Linked DNA regions of Mus musculus: all the other regions are linked to region 3. Evidence: chromatin contacts called from ENCODE POLR2A ChIA-PET data. All regions are on one chromosome and are shown on one strand. Each heading gives the region's core, a stretch centred on a gene start or an enhancer-like site at or near the end of the contact. The rest is flanking DNA. Distances are from core to core; before and after follow the strand shown.

Region 1 (3,003 bases), core at 389-2,888, 240 kb after region 3:
ACGCTCAGGTGGGGAAAGGAAGAACAGCGAAGTGTCCAGTGTTGCTGAGAGCTCCTGCAAGGAAGACTGGAAATGTTCGCTGGGTGTGGCAGCCAGAAAGGCAGAGGTGACCCAGGAAGACGGGATTACAGTTGGCGAGGGCTGAATAGGTGAGGAATGAGCAGAAGAGCGGGCAAGTCAGAGGAGGAAACAAAAGTGGAGGTAAAGAAATTTCTTGTGCATCTTGTCTCCAGGCGAAGGGGTATTACTGAGAGTAAAGATTTCAGAGCCTGTGGGACAGTGACCAGCCTGAAGGAAGTGAGGAGAGCCCAGATTCCCAGTGCAGCTGAGTCCTGGCTGAGGAGAGCAGGCGTGCCTGTCTCTCTGAAAAAGAGATGCTGGACGAGATGTCAGTGAAGCTTTGGGGTAGCTCAGAGGAGGGGTTATTGTCGGCTGAACAGCTAGGGAAGGCTGCTCACAGCTGACTCCTGCTATGATGGCTTGCTTGGGTTTGGATGGAAGCAAGAATCGGGGCAGGCAGGTGTGACAAGCAATCTGAGGACTTGGCAAGAGTCCAGGGCCCTTGCAGGTAACAAAGAGGGTTCAGCTGGCTGAGACTGAGGCACCTGAGAGAGAACAGCAGGACAGATGAAGCCAGTGGATGCAGCCTCGTGTGGGTGGTGGTATGGCTGGGGTTGCTGGCATCCAGTGATGTATTTGGCTCAAATCCCAGCTCCGAGCAGTTTATGTGCTGTGACATTAAAGAAGTTACTTACCATGACTACAACTCCTCATCTGTGAAATGGTGATAACCCCGATAGGGTTATTGAAGGAGGAACAGATAAGATAATGTGCACAAAAAGCTTAGTGTACTGCCTGCCTGCTGGTTAAATGGAAACCCATGGGAGGTGTGTTTTAAGGGACAACAGCTGGGTCACAAGATGTGAAGAGGATAGAGCTAGGAACGGCCTGCACAGGACCTTGAACACAGCAGCTACGGACCACCGTTCCGTCTCTGCTAATGTTGTAACCCTCGAAATTACTGATACTACTAGAGAAACTTCAGTGTCGTGTACAGTTTGTCTCTGCGTTCTCACGGCAAGCACTATAGCAGACAGCTGGTTTCTGTGCTGCTGTGTCTTCCTGCAGCAAGCCAGGGGCTCTCTCACCGTTAAAATGGCACTACCCATAGGCACCTGACATACAAGATGTGTTTTCTGTCTTCCCTAGGTTCTCAGAGCTTCTATCCACATTTTCTTTCTTTTTTTTTATCCTTCTCCATCCCTGCCCCCACACGCCCCACTTTTTTTTTTTTTTTTTTTTTTTTTTTTGAGCCAGAAGCTCCCATAGCCAAGACTGGCCTTGAACTTGCAATACTCCAGCCTCAGAAACCAAAAGGCTGTGGTTACAAGTGTGTCACCACGCTAGACTCTCTAACTGTCCTTGCTGTAATGTTCCGGAGCTAGGCTGGCTCCCAGGTCCTAGGACTCCCGGGCATTAAACGAGTCATCTCTTGGGTGGCAGGAACAGAGTTAACCAGAAATTAGCCAAGGAGGGAAGAGTGCGCAGGCGCAGTATCAACGCGCTTGCTCACCTGCGCTTGGGTGGGAGGAGCTAAGCCCGGAGGCCGGACCCAAGGCGGGACGGGCGCGGTGACGTCACGGGCGCGCCACCGCAGAGTGAGTCGCGTCCCGGAAGCGACGGCGGTGGAGGGGCAGACGGTTCCCGGGTGGACCTGCGACTTCGGAGCGTCGGTGGGAGGTGGCGTGGCGTGGCGTGGGGTGGGGCGGGCCTGGCCTGAGGGACCGCTCCGGGGCTTGGTGGCCCTTCTGTCCCCCTGGCCGTTCCTGTCTCTTCCTTTCCTGGGACAGCGTCCGGGTAGGTGACGACCGTGACGCCCCAGCCTCACTGTATTTATTTACGGAGCCTGGCCCTCCGGCCCTCCCACCGCGTGTGGGTCGCCACCTGCAGGCACAGCGACCTTAGGCGTGTCCTGCCCTGCGCGGCCTCAGACAGGCTGGTGGTCTGGGCCTCTGTCGGCACTGACCTGCTAAGCCTGTCTCGCGCTTGCTTGGGTTCCCTTTCTCCCTAGCTCGTCCTGTCGAGAGTTTGGGGTCCAGTCGACCCCTTTCCAAGTGATGAATGGGAGCCAGGGTTAAGAGCGTGATAAGAGTGTTGTTAGGAGAAATTCATGAACCTCTGGGAGCCCTGGTAAGGGTCTCCCAGTGTACACTGGCGCGTTCATAAAGACTTCCCAGGACAAGATGGTCCCCCTTACCCTGACACCTGAAGGAGGAGCTAAAGATAGGAGAAAGATGTCACAGGACATCTTTTCTCTTGGCATTACCTACTGCCTTCTTTCAACAACCTGGTTATTAATGGTTTATATGCTCTTGAAAGGTCTGTGAGGGAAAGGAGCGTTGGAGGGGCTCATGAAGAGTGATAGGCTTTATAGCGAAGACATCCCCTTCACCCTGCTACTTCCTACTTCAGTAGGAATAAAATTTCTTGCAGTGTGAGATGGGTATTCGCGTTCACCTCTCACAGTTAACCTTAGGAACCACACGAACTGTAATGCAAGGGGGAAATGTGTTGTAGTCTGGAAGTGCATCGTGAGTGTAGGGATTTACGATTACAGAATGCAGACTTCGGATCGGGACCTGAGTGGGCCGGAGGCGAGCCCCAGCGGGATGCCTGAGGTTCTCTCTGAGTGTCCACCTGCCCCTACCAAGTCAGCAGCGTTTGATCTCTTCAACCTGGTCCTGTCCTACAAGAGGCTGGAGATCTACCTGGAACCCCTGAAGGATGCAGGGGACGGTGTTCGATACTTGCTAAGGTACAGACTTTAGGGTTCCTTTGTTCTTCCTCTGGGCTCTCCTGTCTCCCTGGTCTTTAGCAGTTCTGGCCAGCTAGGCAGTAGTTGGGCTATCCTTTCTGCTCTAGCGATGACTAGTTCTGGGGAGACTTGTGTGACCTTTAGGTGTATTCAGGTCTACTTGTGTTCCAGCGCTATGCAGGGAAGGT
Region 2 (3,339 bases), core at 712-3,211, 200 kb after region 3:
CCTCTAAGGGACTGTAGGGCTTTGACTGGCCAGCCCCCAGTGAGCTAAGTACACCCAAGCAAGAAATACCGGGCAGTCTAGTGTCTAGCACTCAACCACACACCCTCTCAACCCTGGGAAGCCTTGGCCCCCGGAGATTTTGAAGCCCTTTGCTAGTGGGAGCCTCACCCTGGGAGTAAGACAACGGAGTGAAGGTAGGATTCCAGGTAGGGCAAGATGGTAAACATTGGGAAAACTGAAGTGGGGGTGGGAACACTTTGTCAGGAGACACTTCCTGTCTCATTCAGTAGGTTCAATCATTAATTTCTTCCTAATCGCCTGGACAAGACCTTACGCCAAGAAGCTCAGTGTATACTTGAACAATGGTACATTTTAAAACTGAAAAGCAAAAGCATGGGGCCGTTAAGATTACAGACAGAGCTTTCCTTCTAGAGCCGACATAGAAGATAAGCTCGGATCCGTGCACAGACCAAGCAAGTAAGGACTTGTCGCAAAACACTACAAATGGACCCTAGAGCGTCAGAATGAACCCCCAGAGTAAATACTGAGGATGGCAAAGTTCAACATCTTTTGAATTGGGCATTAAAGGAAGGACATACTATAGAGCTCTTAACTCGACGCTTCTCTGCCTTGGAAGTGAAGAAAGAAACTGGGCCCCTACTCCAGACCCATTTTCAGGCATGACTTGAAAAATGAACTAACAGAGCAAGGAAAAGATCCTTTTGAAAGAATTCAAAACCCCTAAGGTGGCAGTGACGCTGACCACTGAGTGACCTTGGACAAGTCACTTTTCCTTTGCTTTGTTCATCAATCAAAATAGTGAGAGGGAAAATCCTCACTGGGTACAGAGATGAAATATGAATGACCATCCTAGTACCTGGCCTACTGTGGACACTCAACATTGTACATTGGTTGAATGAAAAATGATGCGAAGAGAAAGCTATTAACAAGACTATATAGAACCATGGCCGTGGTTAATTTAGCACTGACGTACAAACTACTCAGAGGGCTTCAAAGACAGGCTCATCTGTGCACTTTTAAAACCATGGCTACATAGAAGGAAGCTTGCTGCGTCAAGCAAGAAGAGCACTTTTGAGGACCTTTTGGTCCTCCTGTCAGGTGGCATCCTAATCCCCTGTTAGCGGGCACTATTGTTAAACACATTTTCCAGATGAAAAAGCTGACCTCTTGAAGTGGTGACTTGCTCAACTCCACAAGGCTGGTAGGTGATCTTAGGCTATTAACCAGGTGGTCAGACCTGGGCGCCTTACCAGTGTTACTTTCATTCTTTCCAGGTGGCTGAGAAGGTGGTCAAAAGAAACGTGGGGGCAGAAGGTTCTGAAACCTCTAAGACCGTGCCATCTTCGTCTGGGGGTTTTGGAGGTCGCCACTGATTCGCAGACAGGATTCCCACGCCAGCCTCTTCGCTGGACTTAGAGCAAGCGGAGCTAGAGTAGAGCCCTCTGGGAAGTTAGATCGGTGTCGGGTCAACCTATTGCCAGTTCCAGGAGACCCCAATCGGGATCCGGCGGCCAAGACGCCTACTGTAACCTCTCTCGGGCTTTGGGAAAAGGGCGAGCGCAGCTCTGGGCTCCTGCCCTGAAAGTGATCACAAAGGCCAAGCGGAGGTGACTGGCTGGCTAAGAGATTGAGAGAGGATATCTTGGCCGAAGTTACAGGACGACATCCCCACCACAGTGAGCCCCAGGGCTCAAAGGTGGCGACTGACAGAGAGAAGCCCCTAAGTGGATCTAGGATGTGAGACCCAGCGGATTCCCAGCTGCGACCGTCGGCCCGCGCGCTCCCACGCACAGCTGAGCCGGACCGTGGCCTACCTACCTGGTTGCCTTAGCTGCCCGAGGCAGGCGGAACGCAGCCGGGAGCCTGGCCGGGCCACCTGGATCACGGCCACAGTTCCTCAGAGAAAGTGCTCCGAGCCCCTTCAACAGCCAATCCTCGGTCACAGCCTTAGAGCGAGAAGCCGAGCCAACTTCGCCAAATCGAACGCGGAGCCTTCGCGGACCAATCAGCTGCTGCAGGGGGGAGGGGCGTGCCTTATCCCTCCCTTTTCCCGTGCCCGCCTCCAAACCCAGTGCGGAGATTCCTTGAGTCCAATCATCTAGGGAGTATCGGCGAGGGGCGTGTCCTCCGGGTCCTCCCCATCCTCCCAGCTCACCTGCCCTCCCCACGCCTGGAGGCGCCCCCTTGATTGACGTCAGTCCCAGGGGCGGGCTCTGCTTTGCGGGCACGCAGGCGGGGCGGGGTCGCATTCCTGACACGGGGTGCGGCTGGAGACCGCGGGCCCTGCAGGGTACACGTGACAAGTGCCCCTTTTCTCTGGGTCGAGTCCAACGCACGTGGCGTAGGGTTTCACTGTTAAGATCCTCATAACCTACAGTTCCTAAAACTCCCTTCACCTCCCGGGCCTCCTGGGCCTGCATTCAGAATGATTTACAAATCTTGTAGCGACTGTGCCAGTTTGGTTACCTAAGGAGAACTTAACAGCTCTTTGGACATCTTTCACTGAGACCCTTTCCAGTTCAGTTTCCTTGACGGGCTGTAAGAGAACTGCAACCCTTACCTTGAGGTAGTTAACAGCCTAGCGACAGAGGCTAACACTGAACCACCACTTGGTATGTGACTACAATCATGATCACATGAAGTTGAAAGAAGGTAAAGAGGAAGGAAGCATCTTTGAGAGGTCCTGGAAGCCACAAGAAGGAGCATAACCAGTAAAGAAAGGAGCTAACGTTTTTAGAACGAGGAAGAATGGGCCTGGGCAGAATAAAGGAAGAGAGGGAAGAAAGCACGCTGGAGCCAGGACGGCTTTTCTCCAGAGGGATAAAATAAGGCCTGGAGATCCGCTATAAATAGCAAGGTAGCCATGGTGGGAGGATGTAGGTAGGCAGTGACGTTTGCATTTGCCCCTCTGAGGCTCTATAAGCAAGGAAATAGAGTGATTTGTACTTATGAATAGGCATTCTGCGGTCTTTACAAGTCTTTACAGAGTGACTATAATGTGGTCAGCCCTTTACAAGGGTTAATTTATTCCCCACCACCAACAACAACAACCGTGGCGTGGCACTAAATTTGCATTTTCAGAAGGTCTCACCAGTTCCAAGGAAGCCGGGTTGGAAAGGACAAATGACTGCAGGGGATCTGTGAGGCTCTTTTTTAGTTCTTCACTGCTGTGAGCATGCTGAGAAAATGCTCCGTCCCTGAGCTACTGTGTGCCACTTCTTGTCTGTCTATCTGTCCGGCTGCCTTTCTGTTTCACTGAGATGGGTTTTACTTTGTAGTTCAGACTGGCCTGGAATTTCCATCCTCCTGGCTCAGCCT
Region 3 (3,335 bases), core at 229-2,728:
CCCATGTCAGTGTCCGTCTAACCCATTCTCTACAGGAGGATCACATTCTTTGCTCTCCTCCACCTCTACTTATATTCAGATGACTAAATCCTGTCACTGTCTAGAATGCACAGAGCCTGTTACATGTTCTTATTGTACCGCACAATTCTTTTGTACATTTGCTCATGATTTCTGTCCGCCTCCTCAGTAAGAAAAGCTGTGTATTGGGCTCGTGACTCTATCCCCAGTAGCAAATAAGGGCAGCCCTGAGCAGGTCACATTGAAAGTGCTCAAGAGACATCGATGCAGTGACTAAACACACAGGCTGAGGCTGACTTTATCTCCAGAACCAACAGACTGGAATCTGTTTTTACAAATAAGCTCAACACAAAGAGAGATGTTTAGGTCTAGCCAGTTCCTAAAGAGTTTTTATTTTTTCGGGAGATTGGATCTGTGGTCCCAGGGTCAGCATACTACGTAAGCTCTGTACTGATGAGCCACAAGTCTAAGGTTTTAGTTTTTATTTATTTTTTATCGTCTTACATGTATCAACGATTGCTTTTATCTGTGCCTGTTAGAAGCTGGGGATACGCTGGTGTACCACCAATCGTGGCTCCACTTAAATGTCTAGTTGGGCAAGAATCTAGTGATCAAGAGTAACATTTAAATAAGTGCCCTGGAGGGAGATTCTTGGGCATATCGATCCTTCTGCCACCAAACCCACTTTTTTTTAGTCAGAAGGTCCAGAAGGGCTTCTCTGGGAAAAAAAAAAAACAACTAAAAAAACCGATTAAATAAAGGGGTTGAGCAGGAGTGTGTTCCAGATAGACGACACGTGAATTGCACAGGCTTCGCGACAAGAGCGAGCTTAGTGCACTAAGACACTGGAAATCGCCAGCATTACTACATTGATGTCAGTGACGTGGGACACATGAAAGCGGAGGGGTAGTCGAGATGTACCACGTGAGGAAGCTCTCGGCTGGCTGGGCTACTCTTACATTTGCGTGCTTTTCCCTCCACTTCCTTCTGTGTGCATCCACAGAACTTAAGTCAGATTAACCTAACGGGTGTGCGGCCGGTGTGCTTCAGCACAGCGCAGAGATCACAGCCGGGAGACCAAAGCGTTCTGCGGCTGAGCCACCAAAGACGCGTCCGCCCGCTCTGCCTGTGCCCAAGGACCGGAACTCAACGGCACCCGGAGAGGGAACGCGCGCTGGGTAGCCGCTTCCTTTACCGCGCCATTCTCGCTGGTCTTCATCAGGCAGCCAGCCAGCGACGAAAAGATGTAGCCATGCCGGGTGTAGGTGCCGCTGCCGGGGCTGCCTTCCTCCAAGTTACACAGACGTTCGCCTGCAGAAGACAAGCTGCCTCAGCCACGGGCTCCCAGAAGCTGGTTGCCACACAGCCTGGAACTGCGTGCGGAGACCGCTCACTTACCGGGGATGCAGTACCTCACCGGTGGTGCCATGCTTGCCACCATCCACAACCCGGATGAGAACCAAGACGACTTCTCATTGGTCAGCTAGAGGAGCGGCCTCGCAGTTACACGAGTACCAATTGGCGCCTTCGACCGCACGGGGTGTAAGAGCGAGGTCTGACTCCATTTCCCAGGCTGCCCCGGGACAGATCTCTGGGCGTGCCTTTGCGGGCTCCGGGCCTCGCGCCTGCGCAGCTGGGTGGTGATGGGCGGGCGGCGGGTCCCGGTCCGCTGGCTAGCGCTGTGGGCTGAGGGCCATGGTGGGTCAGCCTTAGCTCGGCCCGGCCTGGGTCCTGAGCTGGAAGGGGAGGCAGTGGGTGGCGGACAGGGAGACTGGGCCTAATCTGGCTGATTGAGAAGCTGGCAGGAGGCAGGTAAGAGTAAAGGCGCGGTTCTTGCTTCCCATCCGAGTCCCGGTGTCCAGGCCTTTAAGTTAAGTTCCTGATCTCTCTACGACCTGCCCTGCGTGGATGCGTCCTCCTAGGTCCGAACGCATTTTCAGCCCCAACTCGCCCATTTCATGAGTTTGAAGACTCAGATCCAGGTTTGCTTTGTACAACAAAGTGTCGAAGTTGGTTCGAGACAGCCCAAGCTTAAGCCGATTTTTTTTTTTTTTTTGGACCTGAGCCCATCATAGATGGACCCTGCTGCACCTGGAGACACAACCTTTTTCTAGTTTTGTAGAACGACAGTTTCTTCTCTTGCAGGCAGATACTCTATAGAGTGTGAGCTCCTTAACTATGAATGAGCAGCTTGACGTTAGCATAGCATTCCTTTTGCTTTTTTTTCCCTTTTAGCATGTTAGCCGGGAAAGAAGCCTTCATTAATAGAATATTGTGCTTTATTGATATCTGACATCAGCTTGAGGTGGCAAAGGTTCCGGGAGCAGCAGCTTTTTCCGGATGAAATTTGCCATGACTTTGATCTCACTTTCATCTATTGGCTCTGGAGTTTATTGCTCTCTCCCCTTCCCTCCCTGTCAGCCAGGCTTCTTTGAGATACAGATGGTGATTTAGGGGAGTGCTCTTGCCTGCTAATCTCTAATCTGGTGGCAGATGGCCACTGTGGCCTGTGGGTCCTACTGAGAGGTGGCAGTACTTGGAGTGTGGAGAAATTATGCTGGCTTTATTCCTCCTCCGTGCATTCAGGTCATTCGTGCCTTCCCGCCACATTTAGATGTAAATACGACTTTGCTTTTTCTCTGTTTCCTGAGGGAAAACTTTTTCACTTGTGGCCCATTTAATACGTCTTTTTCTAGCCTCGTCATTATCCTGATATCCCATTAGGCTGAGGGGAGAGGGTCCTGGTCTCACTCTGTTCACTCAGAGTTGATAGGCACCACAAGCTTTCCATTTTACGGGTTTGATTTCCGGTTTGATTTGTCCTCTAGGTTATTGATCTCTAGAGCTATGATTCTAATACTGGTTTTATTTCTTTGTTAATCAGAAAGGATGAGCGCAGCAAATACTTGGGTGTTATCACATTGGTGAGAGTGTCTTTGCTGGCTCCTGTACAGCTGCCAGCCTTTCCTGTTCTGCATCTCTCCAGGTCATTCATTCAACAAGTATTTATTGAATACTTCTACAAGCCAGGTATTAAGATGTTTATAAGCATTTGATTTAAACCTTGGGCATATGTGTGTATATGTATGTATGTATGTACACGCATACATTTGTATGTATAAGAATTTAAGGTTTAGAGAAGAAGGTTCCAGGACTACTTATGGAAAGATTTGAACCCTAAATAGGGTATACATAGATGAGAATTGGTCAATCGAGCCTTAAAGTAGGCATTTCACACAGAACTCAAGGATGGAGAAGGTGATTGACAGTCGGATTCTTTATAAAGATACATTCTCGTGTATCTCATGCTGGTCTCA

Evidence for each region. ChIA-PET counts read pairs that join two places held with the same protein, here RNA polymerase II (POLR2A).
Region 1: POLR2A ChIA-PET joins it to region 3 with 11 read pairs in embryonic stem cell. The contact joins the promoter of Zfyve27 here to the promoter of Exosc1 in region 3. POLR2A ChIA-PET finds 5 or more read pairs at or near these places in 2 of 5 experiments (Patski and embryonic stem cell).
Region 2: POLR2A ChIA-PET joins it to region 3 with 11 read pairs in embryonic stem cell. The contact joins the promoter of Avpi1 here to the promoter of Exosc1 in region 3. POLR2A ChIA-PET finds 5 or more read pairs at or near these places in 3 of 5 experiments (Patski and embryonic stem cell).

Annotation. Positions count from the first base shown.
Region 1 is chr19:42,168,929-42,171,931 of GRCm38, forward strand. Zfyve27 (zinc finger, FYVE domain containing 27) reads left to right here and starts at 1,639. Exons shown (of 13, transcript NM_177319.3): 1 at 1,639-1,857; 2 at 2,618-2,815. The coding sequence starts at 2,619.
Region 2 is chr19:42,127,032-42,130,370 of GRCm38, forward strand. Avpi1 (arginine vasopressin-induced 1) reads right to left here and starts at 1,962. Exons shown (of 3, transcript NM_027106.4): 1 at 1,840-1,962.
Region 3 is chr19:41,931,836-41,935,170 of GRCm38, forward strand. It overlaps Exosc1 (exosome component 1), which reads right to left and starts at 1,479. Exons shown (of 8, transcript NM_025644.4): 1 at 1,417-1,479; 2 at 1,214-1,329. The coding sequence starts at 1,447. It overlaps Zdhhc16 (zinc finger, DHHC domain containing 16), which reads left to right and starts at 1,610. Exons shown (of 11, transcript NM_023740.3): 1 at 1,610-1,830; 2 at 2,903-3,048.